Regions from separate parts of the Homo sapiens genome. Here regions 2, 3 and 4 are each linked to region 1. A link is a contact called in ENCODE Hi-C or POLR2A ChIA-PET data. All regions are on one chromosome and are shown on one strand. The core of a region is the stretch at or near the end of the contact, and the rest is flanking DNA. Distances in the headings are between cores, read along the strand shown.

The links. A loop is a pair of places that touch in the nucleus more often than their neighbours do. ChIA-PET counts read pairs that join two places held with the same protein, here RNA polymerase II (POLR2A). Pooled maps may share reads with other maps.
Region 2: a loop to region 1 is called in a map of CD4-positive, alpha-beta T cell, with 10 times the contacts of the local background. The contact joins two enhancer-like sites. A Hi-C loop is called at or near these places in 2 of 168 maps with a recorded cell type or tissue (CD4-positive, alpha-beta T cell and naive thymus-derived CD4-positive, alpha-beta T cell) and 8 of 50 pooled maps. POLR2A ChIA-PET finds 5 or more read pairs at or near these places in 2 of 52 experiments (activated CD4-positive, alpha-beta T cell and activated T-cell).
Region 3: a pooled map shows a loop between it and region 1 (3-fold over the local background). The contact joins two enhancer-like sites. A Hi-C loop is called at or near these places in 1 of 168 maps with a recorded cell type or tissue (GM12878), 2 of 37 single-sample maps with no recorded cell type and 12 of 50 pooled maps. POLR2A ChIA-PET finds 5 or more read pairs at or near these places in 2 of 52 experiments (HEK293T and activated CD4-positive, alpha-beta T cell).
Region 4: a pooled map shows a loop between it and region 1 (2.4-fold over the local background). The contact joins two enhancer-like sites. A Hi-C loop is called at or near these places in 5 of 50 pooled maps. POLR2A ChIA-PET finds 5 or more read pairs at or near these places in 2 of 52 experiments (HEK293T and activated CD4-positive, alpha-beta T cell).

Annotation. Positions count from the first base shown.
Region 1 is chr2:198,052,432-198,056,463 of GRCh38, forward strand. The region is part of intron 1 of PLCL1 (phospholipase C like 1 (inactive)); the gene reads left to right. Among named protein-coding and RNA genes, the nearest start is that of PLCL1, 250 kb to the left of the region's middle. Within about 2 kb of position 2,065, at least 3 of the 41 ENCODE cell types and tissues checked have a DNase peak (open chromatin) inside an H3K27ac peak, as active enhancers do.
Region 2 is chr2:197,836,509-197,840,540 of GRCh38, forward strand. The region is part of intron 1 of PLCL1 (phospholipase C like 1 (inactive)); the gene reads left to right. Among named protein-coding and RNA genes, the nearest start is that of PLCL1, 34 kb to the left of the region's middle. Within about 2 kb of position 1,688, at least 5 of the 41 ENCODE cell types and tissues checked have a DNase peak (open chromatin) inside an H3K27ac peak, as active enhancers do.
Region 3 is chr2:197,887,381-197,891,412 of GRCh38, forward strand. The region is part of intron 1 of PLCL1 (phospholipase C like 1 (inactive)); the gene reads left to right. Among named protein-coding and RNA genes, the nearest start is that of PLCL1, 85 kb to the left of the region's middle. RefSeq lists enhancers at 1,627-1,716, 1,977-2,026. Within about 2 kb of position 1,796, at least 2 of the 41 ENCODE cell types and tissues checked have a DNase peak (open chromatin) inside an H3K27ac peak, as active enhancers do.
Region 4 is chr2:197,907,680-197,911,711 of GRCh38, forward strand. All of the region lies in intron 1 of PLCL1 (phospholipase C like 1 (inactive)), which reads left to right. Among named protein-coding and RNA genes, the nearest start is that of PLCL1, 110 kb to the left of the region's middle. RefSeq lists an enhancer at 1,220-2,419. Within about 2 kb of position 1,877, at least 2 of the 41 ENCODE cell types and tissues checked have a DNase peak (open chromatin) inside an H3K27ac peak, as active enhancers do.

The DNA of each region.
Region 1 (4,032 bases), core at 815-3,314:
TAGCTTAAAATGGGACTCTTTGGTGGTCTCTGGCAGTGTGCAGACTTTGGTGGTATGAGTTCACTCTGTTTTGTCTTTATAGCTATAGAGGTTGAAAAAAAAAAAAACCATTACCTTACACTAATTGACATAAATTTTGGAAGCATTATTTCAGCACCAACCAATACAGGTTTCCCATAGTCCTTATTGGATATCATAGAATTTTTGATAAATATTTGTGAAATGAAGCAATGAGTAAAAATAAGGAATGTCATTTTGAAATGTGGGGCCTTTTCTGTGTCTCCTCAAATCCCACCTGGGAAGTGCTCACTCATTCCAGGTAAGACAGGCTTTGCTGATTCTGGGCCTTGGACTGGCAGGGAAGAAGGGACTGACTAGGTTAAGTATCTCCTCAAGGTGCTGGAGGCCTCTAAATAAAATGAGGTACCTCCCCCTTCATTCCTAGCCTGGAAGAAGACTGGAGCCTCGAGATTACAGTTATAGTCTCTGCTTATTATATAAAAGTAATCATATGCTATATATAGCCCATGATGGTATAAATGTTGTAGCTGAAGGGCAACTGACAAGAGAAGGCAGTGGAGACTTGGGAAAAAGTGGGATTTTAGGTCTGAGAGACCTTCAAGTTCTAGCCTGGGCTGCAGGATAGAACCCTAGGTTTGGTACTTTGACCCTCGGTTTGGTACTTATCCTCTTGAGGCCATATTTCATTATATAAAATGGGAAGTCAGTAATCTATAGTGAGAGCTACATGTAAGAGTGAATTTATCTTATGAACTAATCATTGGCCTTTTTTGCTGTCAGATCTATTCCTTTTCTCCCACTTCATTATCTGCATGGCTGAAGGTTCAACCCCTGCAGGCTGATTTCCTAGCTCTTTCCCAGCTGGGTTTAGCCAATGAGAGGCACTGGCAGGAGATGGGCAGGCAAGCACAGCTGCTGTGTTTGCTTTGTGGCTCCAGCTTGTGTAAGACAGGCCCACTGTGGTTCCAGCTTTTTCCATGACTCTGGCCCTTTGGTGCTGGTAATACCATCCTCTCCTTCTGTCCCTCCAGCCAAGGAGTGGTAGTAGCTACCTGCAGTTGTTAGCCTCCGGGTTGCCTCTTTATTCTCTTTTGGCTTCTTAGCTCTTTTAGCAGTGATGTATCTAAGTCACTGTATTACATTCCCTCTTTTTAGAATGTTGGAGTGGTTCCTATTTCCCTCATTGGACCCTTATTGATCCAGTCCATTTCGGTAATCTAGCTGTGAGCTGCAGTACTTCAACTAGGCTGGTTGTGATAGAAATAGAAAGGAAGGAGAGACCTGCCAAAGGAGAAAGAGAGCAGTAACCTATTAGATGGGGAAAAGATCAGGAGAAATAAAGCAATTCAGATAATTGTGACTGCCATTGTTGAAGACAGGCCTTTGGAAGGGGAACTGGTTTGGGTGTAGAACCAATGGGTTTTGTGTAGAGCATGTCAAAGAAGATAAACTTCATGATTTCACTGCCTTTCCCACTTCAGTGTATTGCAGCTGCAGGAGTATTTATGGAGTTGCCTTTCTCTCTTGGGAAAGGGTAAAAATGTTCAGAGGAAAGAGATCAGGGGTAGCTACACTTATGTCAGATAAAAATAGACTTTACGTCAAAAACTACAAAAAGAGGCAAAGAAGGTCATTACATAAGGATACAGAGGTTAATTCCTCAAGAAGACATAACAATTGCAAATATGTATGCACCCAACATCAGAACACCTAAATACATAGGTATAATAATGTGATTCAAGTCCAATATTCACACATTTACACATAGGTGTAAAAGTATAATTCAAGTCCAATATTTATTGATTTTTTGTTTAGATGATCTGAACAGAAAATCAATAAGTGTTGGACTTAAATTACATTTTCAACCAAATGGACCTAACAGACATATGCAGAATACTCCATCCAACAGCAGCAGAATACACCTTCTTCTCAAGTACACATGAAACAGTCTCTAGGATTGATCACATCTTAGGCGACAAGACAAGTCTTAACAAAATTCAGAGAGGACAGCAGTGTGTGGCCCAGAAGGGAATGCCCCCTGGTGGCTTGCTAAGCCTGGAACACATCTAACACCATTGACTCCAGCCCCATCTCTGTAACTTTTTTGGGAGTAGAATAGGAACCCATTCTTTGCCAGTTGGGCAGCAGCTCTTTACCAAGGGACCAAGATGAGCAGGCTGTTCCTTTTGTCAGTGCAACATTTGCAAGAGGAGTGCTGTGGGAGGAGATAAAAATTGACTTCCAAATGGCCAGCAAAATTTCAGAGACATTTTTGGGACTGGCTTTTAGGTTCAGACTTAATAAGTAAAACAGCAGATACTTAAGATTTTGATTTCCCTGTGGGTTAAGATAGTTCATAGTGGGGATGGCCAACATTGCTACAGCAAGCTGGAATCCACTTCCTCAATGTACTGGGGCATTATGGAAAATAATGATCTCTGAGGGAGAGAAATGATTCCACATCTTTGGGAACAATATCTAGATATATTAAGAAATGACCTCAGATGAAAAACAAATATAAAAACATTTTGGCAAATCAGAAGGTGCACATTATATGGCATTCATGATGTTTTATATAGTATATGTGTGTTGGGAAAGAAAAGAAGAGTCTAATAAATGAAGACAAACAGGAAACCCTTCCTAAACTCTCTTCCCAAATACTTCTTAGTCACGTTGTACAGGTCGAAGGTTCTGGGAAGAAACAGCTAGTGCTCTGACCTGCATTCTGCAAATATAACGTTTCCTGTTTTGTAGGAACTTGGGGCTGAAAAATGCATAAACCAATTGATTTAAACTCTTAAACCCATAATATTCACAAACCTCAAGGACTGCTGGTCAAAGCCTCTCTCTCTCTCTCTCTCTCTCTCTCTCTCTCTCTGTGTGTGTGTGTGTCTGTGTATGAGAGAGAGAGAAAGAGAGAGAGAGAGAGAGAGAGAAAGATCTATTGCAGATGTTCTTGGAGTATTACATTACATCTAATTTCCAGATAGTCTCCAGATAACTGAATAATTGATTCATGTGAATCTTAAATACATCAATATTCTGTAGTTTCTCAAACCTTTTATTTTGTTTTTTTTTTTTCAACTCTGAGTGAATTAGGTTTAGTTGGAGAAAACCGTTTATGTTATGTACTTCTAAAATATGATGAGGTGAAGCATGAAGCATGGTTCTCCTTGGAATGATGTTTACATTAATAAGGCTTTTTATCTCACAACGACATAGATAATATAAAATTAAAATCAACTGCTGATCTCAGGGAGCAAACAGATTTTTATGATAAGGATTGTATAGCCACCTTTACATCTTTTTCTTTCCTTTTAAATAAATGATGAAAGCTCCAGTGCTGTCATAAAATCACATTTATTTGTAGTGATAGGGATGAAATAATCACTGTTTCATCACCGTGATCAGCGGTCACATACACACAATGGAACCTGACATGCTGGCAGCCTCAGCTCATTACAGCTTTCCAACCAACCTCCAAGCTTATGGCTGGAAGTCAAATGGGGTGGGCAGGTTCCAAGTAGGAAAGAAAAATAATTGGCTTTGGAGATAAAGGGATTATTTAAATTTCCATATGAAATTTCCACAATTTCTTGGCTTCAAATTGAGAGGGAGTTACACTAAGATGCCTGTGTTTCAATTTTAAAATTAAAAGCATTCAAAGAAGTGGAGAAAATTATTATAGACAACAACCATTTCAATAACATTTCTCTGTCTTCATGTTGTTTATCACACTATTAATTACCTGCTAATTAAAAACAAAACAACTGGAAAATTCTAGCAACAGAATTTTTCATCAGGAAGGCTTTTGGTTTAATAATTTTTTTCTTATCCTTACAATATCAAGTTGTTCCCCTCCCCCCCATAAGGATTGATTAGTTTAAAAGATTGGTGTTTGATCGGAATGCAAACATCAGTGGGACAAAGTGGGACTTTTCTGGTACTATGTAGTTTTTGGAGACCAAGGCCTCTGAGTCAGACAGACCTAGGATTACATTTAAGCTATCT
Region 2 (4,032 bases), core at 438-2,937, 220 kb before region 1:
ACTTCCGTCTTAGAATATATAGAATAAATAAAAGGAGATTTAACTTAAGCTTGCTAAATTTTTGTTAGCTCTGTTAAAACAGGTCTTCTGTATTCCAGGAGTCAAAGAGTATTTAAACTACCCAAATAATCAAGTTATGCAAATTAATGAAATTCCTATATTGTTAAGTTACATATTTTACTATTTCCAATGTATTGATTGAAAAATATTTACTGGGCAATTTCTCTTTTTTTAGAGATGGGTTCTCTGTTGCTCAGGCTGGAGTGCAGTGACATGATCATGGCTCACTGTTGCCTGGACTGCCTAAGCTTAAGGGATCCTCCTACAGGCACAGTCTACCACAGATAGCTTATTTTTTTAAAGTTGTTTTTGTTGAGATGGAAGTCTTGCTGTGTTGCCCGGGCTGGTGTTGAACTCCTAAACTCAAGTGATCCTCCTGCCTTGGCCTCCCAAAGTGCTGGGATTATAGGTATGAGCCACTGTGCCTGGCTTTATTGAGCAGATTCTGTCAAGTATTAAGTATCAGTTTTTGTGAGAGATTAAAAAAAATCTAAATCATGATTTCTTCCCTGAAAGAATTTAGAGTCTCCTTGGAAAGGGAGGCCACTTGTGCATTAAAGTTTAAGGTTGCGGTTCAGAAGGTCAGAGTCATGGGGTTTGTGAGACTAATGACGAGTTAGGCTTTGAGGTGAAGATGGGATATCCTAATTTAAATGAGACTCTGGATCTCAGGACAAAAGACTGGCATGCTATCCAACATAAAGGGTTTTATATGCATTAATGATAAAAGCAGATGTTGGTACAATTTGTAAACTTTGCTCCCTAAATAGTAAGTATATTTTAAATATTCTACAAAATAATCAAGTTTGACAATAGTTTTCAGTTGCTACCTCTTTCTGTGGTCTCTGTCTGCTTAGCCGTTTTCTTGAAATCAGTGGCTTCTTAAAGGAAGAAGGACATCAGGAGTATGTTAGAATTGCGCCTCAAGATCAGCTGACTTCAGGTCATATATCTTCACCACTTTCTCCAGAGAAGATAGATATCAAAAATCCAACTTGGCTAAGCTAAGGATGGGAACTGAAGGATGAAGGATGGAGAGCCGGGATTGGGCCAGGCCTGTAGAAAGGCATCTAGTTATGACTGGCGGGTGACCCACTGAATCAACTAAGTGAGTGGATTGGTTTCAGTGCACAAAGTTAGTGTGTAAAATTGTTAACTAAAATTAGGTTTCTGGAAAAATTTTGGGATTTTATTACAAAAGCTATGTTAATCCTTAATTATCATAGGAATCATTTGGTGCATATTGAAAGTAGAAGAAGATATGCATCCAGTTAGAATATTATGCAATTTAGCATCACCAGGGAAGCGAAACAGCAGCATTTGTTTGAAATTGGGGGCTCCTTTTTTCCAATTACATTTTTCAAAGATTGCTATAAACTGTGATTTTTTTTTCAAAGAACAAATAGTCATTCCTATATTGAATTCAGCTGTGTGTTTAATAATTTTTACATTCTAAAATTTGTATGTGGTGTATAAAGTTTCTTTCCTCAGCAGCTGAAATTGATAGGTTAAGCTAAAGATGAAAATATCTAGCATTTGCTCTCGGCTTGAAGGGAGCGGCATGTTTCTCAGGAAGCTCTCGCCTGGGAGCTCAGTTTGTTTGAGTTCTGTTATTTCTAGTGATGCTAGCTAATCATCTTTTAGAGTTTCAGTTTCCCTTTGGCTATGTCAAGAGGTCGAGTGTTATAAACTGCCTTATGCTTTCCTCACTTAGATGGGAGGGCCCATGTAATTCTGCTTTCGAAGAGCATTTAGCTTCTCCAAAGAAAAACACTTAACCAACTAATGAATCATAAGAGTTCTAAATGCTTTTCTTAGTAATATCTCAGTTTTACTCTGTAGTGGCAGAAAAATTTAGACAGCTATGATTTCCTCAGTTTTAGTGTTGGAGAAGACTAAGGCTGGGATTTTTCAGGAAATGAATGATGTTTTAACTTGAAAAGTACTGGATCACAAAGAACATAACATGCGGTATGCTTTCAGTTTCTTTTAGAAAAAAAATCATGAATTGAAAAAGTTTTAATAGCTTTCCATGTATGCTAGGTATTTCTATACCATTCTGGAGACACTAATCAAAGGAAATATAAACACATATATCACAAAGGATTGAAATTTGACTTTAAGAGGGTGAGTGGCAATGGAGCTCCTCGATACACTTCCCGTTTCACAGGGGAAGAGATGGGAATTTGCAGAAAAACTGACTTAGTTCTGCCTGGATGTGTCAAGCCCATGAGCCAGAGCTGGTCACCATCCTGACCCACAGTAGAATCAGTGGTTCAGTTGTAATTTTCTCTCTGATTTATCTAAAGAGATCACTGTTAAGAATTCTGTTAGGAACCTGCTTTATCTTAGAAATATGACAATGAGTAAAATTGTGAAATTTTTACACTGTTTTGGTGCATATGCATTTATGTTGAATACTATTCAATGGAAAAGTATTGCCTTATATATCTGCTCTGTTCAGTTTTTGAATCTTTCATGCCGTTGTCAACTTTTACAAAAGAAGAATTTAATACCACATTATTTCTTCTTACATCTATTTTTGAAAAGCAGTTATTCTCAACACTACCCTAAATATTTAAAAAGAAAAACATTTCACTAACACAAGATTTTGCTATTTGATATCTCCCTGTCAAATCTGAACAGGGTACCTTTACAAAAATCTTTGAAAACAACCTTTAGAAATAGTCTGGAATCAGTTTATGTCAAACAAATGTATGCTCTAAATCAGCAGTCCCCAACCTTTTCAGCATCAGGGACTGGTTGCATGGAAGACTATTTTTCCAAGGGAAGGGGGGATTGTTTCAGGATGAAATTTCCACTTCAGATCATCAGGCGTTAGTTATTTTCTCATAAGGGGCATGCAACCTAGGTCCCTCACATGTGCAGTTCACAATAAGATTCGAGCTCCTGTGAGAATCTAATGCTGCCACTGGTCTGACAGGAGGTGGAGCTCAGTTGTTAATGCTCAGTTGCTCACCTGCAGCTCACCTTCTGCTGTGCCGTGCAGTTTCTGATGGGCCACAGACTGACACCGGTCCGTAGCCATGGGATTGGGGACCCCTCTTCTAAATAATAATTCTAACAAGCCACCTTAATATTCAATTCAAGAATGCAGTCCATGATCAAGTAAAATGTTGTTAGAAGAAACAGGTTTCATATTTCATATCTCCAGAGAGTCTTTAAGACCATTAGACTATTCAGCAAAATTATCCATATATGATTTTTATTTTTTGCTTCCCATTAGCCAAACCCACATATATTATTATTACTTTTTTAAAAACTGCATTAGTATGTTCTAAAGCTTCCTTTTCATTTCTTTTGTGGTTTTAATCTTTGGAGAGTGAGCTAGAAATACCCATTAGAGATGAATTCTAGGAAAATAAATGTAAGCAGTAACTCTGGCTCAATTTATTTTTCTTCTCTACAAGAACTGTTTAAAACCTGGCAGTGGAAGACTATTCTCTTGTCTACCAAGTATTATAGTAGGAAGTGCAAGGTCATCTCTAAATATAAAAGATTCTATGTTTCTAAGGAAAGAGTGTATCTTAAGAAGGGTAAATGAAATAGTTGGCTAGAGGGAAAGGGAAATTTCCTTATTTCACCCTGAAACTTGGCAGCATTTCTGAAACAGAGCTTGAAGCTTTGAGATGAATTAAAAAGAGTTTGTTTCACCTTCTATGGAAGCTCTTTTGCACCCAATTTACTTTTCCCCTGTCTGGTCAGGAAGGCACTTCATCATTAGAGATTTTGTAAAACTTCATCGGTTGATTAAAATGCAGATAGCATGCCTCTCGGTGAGAAAATAATTTTAATATTGTCAGTTTTAGAAATCTGCCTACATAAAACATACGTGAGAAAAAATGTGTTTTCAAACCTGAATTTTTATGTAGGCTTGTTCACTAACTTCTCCATTTCATCATCAGAAGCTCACCCTTTCAAGCTACTTCGCTTTGTGTGTTGTGGGGAGAC
Region 3 (4,032 bases), core at 546-3,045, 170 kb before region 1:
TCATTTTTTTCTTTGCTCACATAAATAAAATAAATAACAAATTCCAAGGAGAGGAATTGCTGTGTTTAAGGCTGTGTTTAGTTCTGCTAAATATTGTAAAATCGCCCTCAAAAAACTTTTAACACATGCACTCCCCACTGATGGTATATGAGAGTAACTTTTTCCTATACCATGGTCAATTCGGTATATGAAAAATTTTGATCTTATTTTAAAATATTGTTGATTTGTATAAATTTCAGAGGTACAAGCACAGTTATGTTACATGAATATATTGGTAATCGTGAAATCTGGGCTTTTAGTGTAGCCATCACCCATACTTTGTACCCATTAAGTAATTTCTCATGCCTCATTCCCTCCCACCATTCCGAGTCTCCAGTGTCTATTATTTCATACTCTATGTACAAGCACATGAACAATTTAAAAAGTTTTGTTAATAAGATAGGGAAAAGGCCTGGCTCAGTTGCTCATGCCTGTAATTCCAGCACTTTGGGAGGCTGAGGATCACTTGAGCTCAGGAGTTCGAGACCAGCCTGGGCAACATAGTGAGACCCTGTCTCTACCAAAAATTAAGTGCGGTGGTGTGTGGCTCTGGTCCCAGGTACTTGGGAGGCTGAAGTAGGGGGATTGTTTGAGCCTGGAAGGTTGAAGCTGCAGTGAGCTGTGATTGTGCCACTGGACTCTAGCCTGGGCGACAGTGAGACACTGTCTGAAAAAAAAAAAGGAAAAAATCTTATTTTTACTAGCGGTCATTTAATTGAGATTGAGCATTTTCCCCCCAAGTGTTTCAAAGCTATTAGCAATAATTTTTTTTGTGTGTAAACTCTCTGGTTGTATTTCTCACCTAACTTCATTGAATTGTTGGTCTTTTTCTTTTCTTTTTTTTAATTTGTAAAGATTCCTCATATGTTAAAGATAGGTAATTAACCCTTTCTGCCATATGTGTTTCAAATATTTGTTCCCAGTTAATTGTTATGGTGTTTATGAGCAACCGTCTACATTAAATTAGGTGAAAGTGGGCTTCATTAGAAACATTAAGGGCTTATGAACTGGCAGAACAGCATGGAGAGAGAGCAAGAAATTGAGAGAAAAGGTCAGAGGTTGAGTCATGGAGCTGGGGCTTTCTAGCTTTATGATCCTGGACAATCACTTAATGTCAGGAGACCTCAGTTTCCTCAACTATAGAGTGAGGATAATTACAATACTTCCTCATAGAGTCATAAAGATTTAGTGACATCATGCATGTTAAAGTGCTCTATACATAAGACTAAGTGAATATTAGTTTTTATTACTGAACTATCTTGCATATTGGAATACAATACTTCAGGAAATAGAAATTTCTGTCTTCAATTATTTTTTGAAAGACAAAACTAATTTTTATATTTCAGATGTTTTTCTGCTGTTAGCATATCTCATGATTCCTGCTGATTCCATAATTAAGGAAGACAAATTTCTTTCTAATATTGGAATTAGAAATAAAAGATATGATTATTAAATGCTAATGAGTAATAAAGGATTATATGATACTAGTATTGAAAAGTAAATTAATTATATTAAAATGATAAGGCTAAATCTTATTTCCTTTTTCAAAATGTCAGTGGAAAAATTTGCTAAAATGCAGTTCTTTTATTTGCAGTTTTTTTAGATCATAAAAATAGAATGTTTTCAGTTTTGTATATGTGTAAAGTGAATGTGTAGAATTAGAGCTTTAAAAATTTTTGATCTGGAAACAACCTAGACATCATCTAGCCCCGGGCTTGTTTTTACAGATGAGGAAGTGAGAAATTCCGAGAAGCATAGTGACTAGTGAGTCATGTGGCCATTGCAGAACAAAAGGGAAGAAATTTTCTGTCTCCTGTCTCCCAGTGTAGGGCCCCTTTCACTGTCCTATGTCATTTGGATGCATAGGTTGCATTTCTGCTACATGTTTGGGGTTTATGACACTAGCTATACTCCTTAAACTTGTTAAATGAACAGCCATGGTTTTCTAGCCTAGAGGGAAATAAGTTGTACTCAAACTCTGCTCTTTTGGAGATATGATTTTGAGCTGCTTTAACCAAAAAAAAACAGGCTTTAAAAGCTCTTCCTATACTTCTGCTTACACTGAGTTTTAATATTCTGTCAAACATTTTAAACTTTTTTCTCCGATTTACTTCAGGTTTTCATAGAGTAAGGACATTTTAGAAGAACCCAAGAAGCAAATATGTTCAAGTTTTTAGGCTACACCAACACACATTTTTTCTGTTGATATTCAAGCATAATATATATTTAAAGCATTCAAAGTTGATCCAAACTATAATAAAATCCTAGCATGGCTAGCAAATTTATTTCAGTTTTTTTTTCTTGCAAATCTTAGTTTTGTTTGTGTTTTAGGCTAAATGTTAAAATTAAGGAAATAAATACCAATAAATTGACATGTTCTTCCTGTGGTTGGTGTGATTTTAATTTTAATTTATTTTTCTTTAAGCTATCTTGAGTTCATGTAAAATATTAATTGAAATGAAAGTTGCTTGTAGGTTTCTTATATAGTATAAGAAAAAAGACTAGAGATATCCCTCCACCTCCCCATTCATCTTTCTTATAGCAGAAGCAGTGCCCCAATTTGGTGATAGTAAGAGAAGGTCATTGACATCAGCTTGCATACGCAGCTTTGGTATCATGCTAAATAGAATAAGACAGTATTTAATAAATTCATCTTGGACAGTGAACACTTTGAAAGGTGAGAGAAGAGCCAACAGGGAAGGTGAAATGAGTTTGGAAGCTGATTTTCACAACTGAAAAAATTGACAACAGATAGTTTCTTTATGCTGAAACTAATTGGTATTGTCAAAATTGAGCTATATCATTTCCACTGGAAGCCACAGTTCTTATTAGAAAAGTGTTATGAGATAAGATATTTAAGGCTATTTAAATATTCGTATGAATCCCAGACAGTAGGAGGAACAGTTGTGAGAGCCAGTTGCTAAGGACAACCCATTTCCTACTTTCTTCTTCTCCCTCTTAGCAGCAACACCAACCTTTGGATCACTGCCAACCTTTGGAAATCCCTGTCCTTGGAAGGAGAATAAATGAAGCCATCATTTACTGTAACAGCATTTATTCCCTAAGCATTTAAAATGGGAAAAGCTTTAAAATGTAAAAAAGATATACATGCTTATTATACAAAATTCAAATTAAGAAATAAAGAAGAGAATAAATGTTATTCATAAACCTACCACCCAGAGATAACCACCGTTAACATTTTGGTGTATATTCTCCAGGATCATTATAGACTTATGCTGCAATTGGCTTTTTTATTTTTTTGCTATATATATATATATATATACACACACACATATACGTATATATGCATATGTACGTATATATGTATACGTATGTATATATACATATATACACATATATATGTATATATGTATATATATATTTGCTATATATGTGTATATATACATATATGCATATATATATGCACGCATATATATGTGTATATATACATATATGCATATATATATGCACGCATATATATGTGTATCTATATATCCTGGGTATCCTTCCAATCAATAAATAATCAATGTCATTTTTAATGAATGCATATTCCACTGGATGGTTGTACTGTAATTAATTTAGGTAGATTCCAAAGGATAGAGTTTTAGGTTGCTTCAAAAGTTTTTTTTTTTTACTTAGTATAAGTAATGCTATAGTAAATCAGCAACTATTGAACACCTACTCTGTCAAGGATGTGCTAGGTGTTGGAGATACAGAGATACATAGCATGCATCTCCTACATTTAGGTACTGAAAGAGGAAACAGGCATGGAAACATGTAATTGCAATACTGTGTGAGGTGGACAACAACAGAGCCACATATAGGCCCATGTTCACACTAAGGATGGAGTGACCCCTTCTGTGTGGTTACACTGAGAAATTTGACCAAGGATGAGACAGTCTTAAAGCATAAGCAGTTGTTTCCCAAGAATCACCTGGGAGAGTGATTAAGATTGCTCCATCCCAGTTCTGTCTCCCAGAGAGCATGATTCAG
Region 4 (4,032 bases), core at 627-3,126, 140 kb before region 1:
TCAAATTTCAATTCCAATTGTAACTACCCTAGTGCATAATTTCATATTTTGATTACTTCAATTCAGTACCTTCTTGTCTGGCCTTCTTGCCTCTTTTTCAATGGTTCTCAGTTCTGGCTGCACATTGAAATCACCTGAGAGCTAAACTGCTAATGCCTGGTCTATCCCACAGAGATTTGTATTTAATTGGTCTGGGGCACAGCTTGAGAATATTAAAATCACCTTACATTCTAAGTACTCTCTAGATGATTCTAATGAGCAGCTAAGGTTGAGGGCCACTGCTCTTGTACAAGAGGGTCATCTTTTTTAACCTATCATCTGACGTGAGTGATATTTGAGAGGGAGAATGGATAAGACTTGGGAAGTGATCACATATTTAGCATGAGAAAGAAGATGAGTATAAGACATTGCATAGGCTTTGAGCTTTTGCAATGGATGGATGAAGGTGCCTTTTACTGAGATAGCAAAAATAGACATGCTGCTTAAGAGAAAAAATAAGGATTTAGTTTTGAACGAGAGAATTTGAGCAACCCATGGGGAAATCCCTTTGAAAATCACAATTGTTAGGAAATATCAGTGCTGACTAGAAATAAAATAGGAATGTATTCTCTATTGCTAAAAATAGTAAAGAATCCCTGCCAGGTGCTTAACTTTCGCTTACATATTTCTAGCAAAAGAGAATGAATTACTCATTCTATCTTTGGGCAGCTAAAATAGTTTGAAGGTTCTTCCTTATATTGACCCCGCATCTGCCTTGCTCCTAACCTCTGTCCAGTGATCCTTTTGATGTCTTTGGAGTTATTCACAACAAGTCTACTTTCTCTTCCATGAGATAGTCTTCAAGCCTCAGAAGAAATTTACTCTCAAGTGTTCTCTTCCTTGGGCCCATGGCCACCAGGTCCTCATTTAATATGCTTGCAATAACCATACTTTCTAACTCATCTTCTTATCAAGTCAGCTAAACATAAATGTTAATGAAATACCTTAGACCCGATAAGCATTTCCTAATCATGTCTTTATTTAATGACATTTAATATCCTAACTTAAAAAAACCTCATGATATATTTGCAGTATAGAAGAGGTGATATTGTCTGAAATAATGCTCTTCTTTTTTCTTTTATACTCCATTATATATTTTTAAAAATTACATTTAAAAATAGAAAATGTGTGTAAAAATACTTTATATTTTGTTGAATAAAATATTCTTATAATTGATTTAAGAATTAGCTCAACATGGTCAAGTATTTGATTGTTTTGTTTCAAGATTGATGATAATGGTTATTTAAAAGTCTGTAAAGTTATAGAAGAGAGGAGTCACTCAAGGACCAAACACGAGACTCATGCTATTTCTCTTGCAGAAGATTTAATCTTCAAGGATAAATGCGGCATTCAGTTTCCCACTGCTGCTAGTCCAGAAGGTATGCACACATTTGGATAACTGAGCTCCCTTTTCTTCCCTTGGAAACTGTTTTGAGCTCGGAATTTGTTGTTTAGATCATGATTTCATACGTCAGAGGATTGGAAGTCTCCTTTAGGTACTTGGCAGAGCCAGGACATTTTTCCATATATAGCTGGAAAAACCTTTCTTGCCCATTCTGGTTTGAAAGAATGTTATTAAAAGTTCATTCCTGCTTTCTTTTCTTTTTCTCTTTTTTTTTTTCCTTTTTTGCTAAGGAACAGAAGTGGGCACTAAAAATTCGTGCCTGGAAGAACTAAGACTTGCTCCAACATAGAGGACTGGCTGCGTGTTCTGAGAACCTCCCCTAGGTGTTCTCGGTCATTCCCTTTATAGCACTCACAGGCACATCTGTGGGTGGCAATTATTGATTCCTTCCTGGCCCACTTCCTCCTCATGGCTCTGGGAAGCCCCACAGGCTGACTTTGCAGAGATGAATCAAGGCAGTGGCTAATCTCCTGAGTCATGGCCAGAGGCTCTTTGGTTACTCTCTGAAGATGGGATCTGTTTACCTCAGAGTTCCCTCTCTGAGGGTATTTGGAATTTTGGATGGTGGCCTGGAATTCTGGAGAGTGGAGTTCTCTAGGGAAAAGTTGTGCTGGTAGCAGTCGGCTTATAAAGTTTATGCTGTCTGCCCTTTGATAAGGGTCATAGGATGTAGTAAATATTCTTTGGGAAAATAAAAAGTCCAGTGGACCCTCAATTCTGGCTTTGCAGGTACTGTGACCTCCAGGCATCAGTGTAGGGAAATGGGAAGTGAGCTCTCTTTGAATCTCTCCTTCATCTGCACCTATTGTGGTTCTACTCAGATTTCAAGCTGATCTTCAAGTGAGAGTGAGGCAGACTTTGTTTGAATCTTTGACTTTGGTCAAAGTGTGGCGCTTTGGTCAAGTTAACTTGCTTATTTGGACTTGCTTTCTTCATCTGTAAACTGGGGTTAACCATGCCTATTGCACAGGGATTTAGGTGAGGATTAAATGAGATTAGGTGGGTTAATGTATACAAGATGGTTAGCATATCTTCTTAGGAAAGCAAGTGTTTTTAGTGAAAAGGAGATGGATTTTGGAACCATTCATACTTCATTTCCCTGGTGGATCTCTTCTTTCCTAGCTGCACGATTGATCACTGAAGATGCCCAAGCATTTTGTTCTGTAACCTTTGGTTTCATCTTCTGTAAAACTGTACCATTCTCAGAGGACTGTTTTAAGATTTAAGTGGACCATCTTGTCCTACTTGGGCAGGAATTAGTAGACACTCAACAAATATTAGCTCACCTTCTCCAAGGGCTTTACCCAAGCCCTCCTTTTACCCCACGACCATCTCAGAGATGATTGCTCCTTTTCTTGCCCTTTCAGGTTTTTTGTTTGTTTATTTTTGTTTATCAGCTCACCTCAATATCTGGGTGAGAAACTCTGTTTCTTACTGCACATCAGTCTCTTCTCTACTTGATGGTCAATTGCTTTGAAGCAGAATCTTCATCCTATTCATCTCTGTTCTCACAGGCTTCTGATATCAAACCATATTCCTTTATTCCCGGCAACCCGAAAATATCCCCTTTCCCCTCAATTCCCTTAAACTTGAATTCCAGGTTAATTCAGAGTTAATTTCTTAACCTTTTCTGCCTGACTCAAATATCCTGCAATAAATGATGTGAGAAGTAAATAGCTTAGTGTTCAATGTAACGCATATTACATTTAGTATTTACTTCAAAATAAAATAACTTGTGTTTCTATTATTGTTCTATAAAATGTAAGAGGGAAGCTAGAATAAAGATGATCTAGAAGTGGAAGCTTTATATTTTGATATAAAATTAATGGACAGGATGTTTATTTAAAGTAAACTAAGCCTGAACACATTGTGAAATGAATCACAATCCAGAATGTTGATATTTTGGGTATAATACACCTTATTCAAAAACTCCAAAAGCACACTGATTCAGTCATCTTTTAATAATACTTTAGTTTTGGGAGGCTGAGGCGGGCAGATCACTTGAGCTCACAAGTTTGAGACCAGCCTGGGCAACATGGGGAAACCCCATCTCGACAAAAATACAAAAATTAGCTGGTTGCTTGCCTCTTTAGTCCCAGCTACTCTGGAGGCTGAGGTGGGAGGATCAACTGAGCCTGGGTAGGCTGAGGCTGCAGTGAGCTGTGATAGTACCACTGAGCTCCAGCCTGGGTGACAGAGTGTGACCCTGTCTCAAAAAATAAATAAATAAATAAATAAAATAAAAAATAAAGTTTAGCAATTTAGAAAAGAAAATATTTTTTTCTTGATTTTCGGATATTCCCTTTTATATTTGAGGGAATATCTGAAAATCAAGTTTTCTCCAAGAATAGAAAAAATAATCAGGTTTGCTTCAGAAATTATGGTTTAAATATTAATTAGAACTGCATAAAATATTGTACTTTATTTACCTTTGGAAGATCACCCTTTGCTTCCAGGCATTAAGAGTATGAATTAGGCCAGGATTTGGGAGTTGCTAATACTGTTAATTATTCCCCTCTTTTCCTTCTCTTGTTTCTTTAGCTTCCTGTCCAATTTGTGAGGAATGCCTAATACCCTGAGTCTGGCAC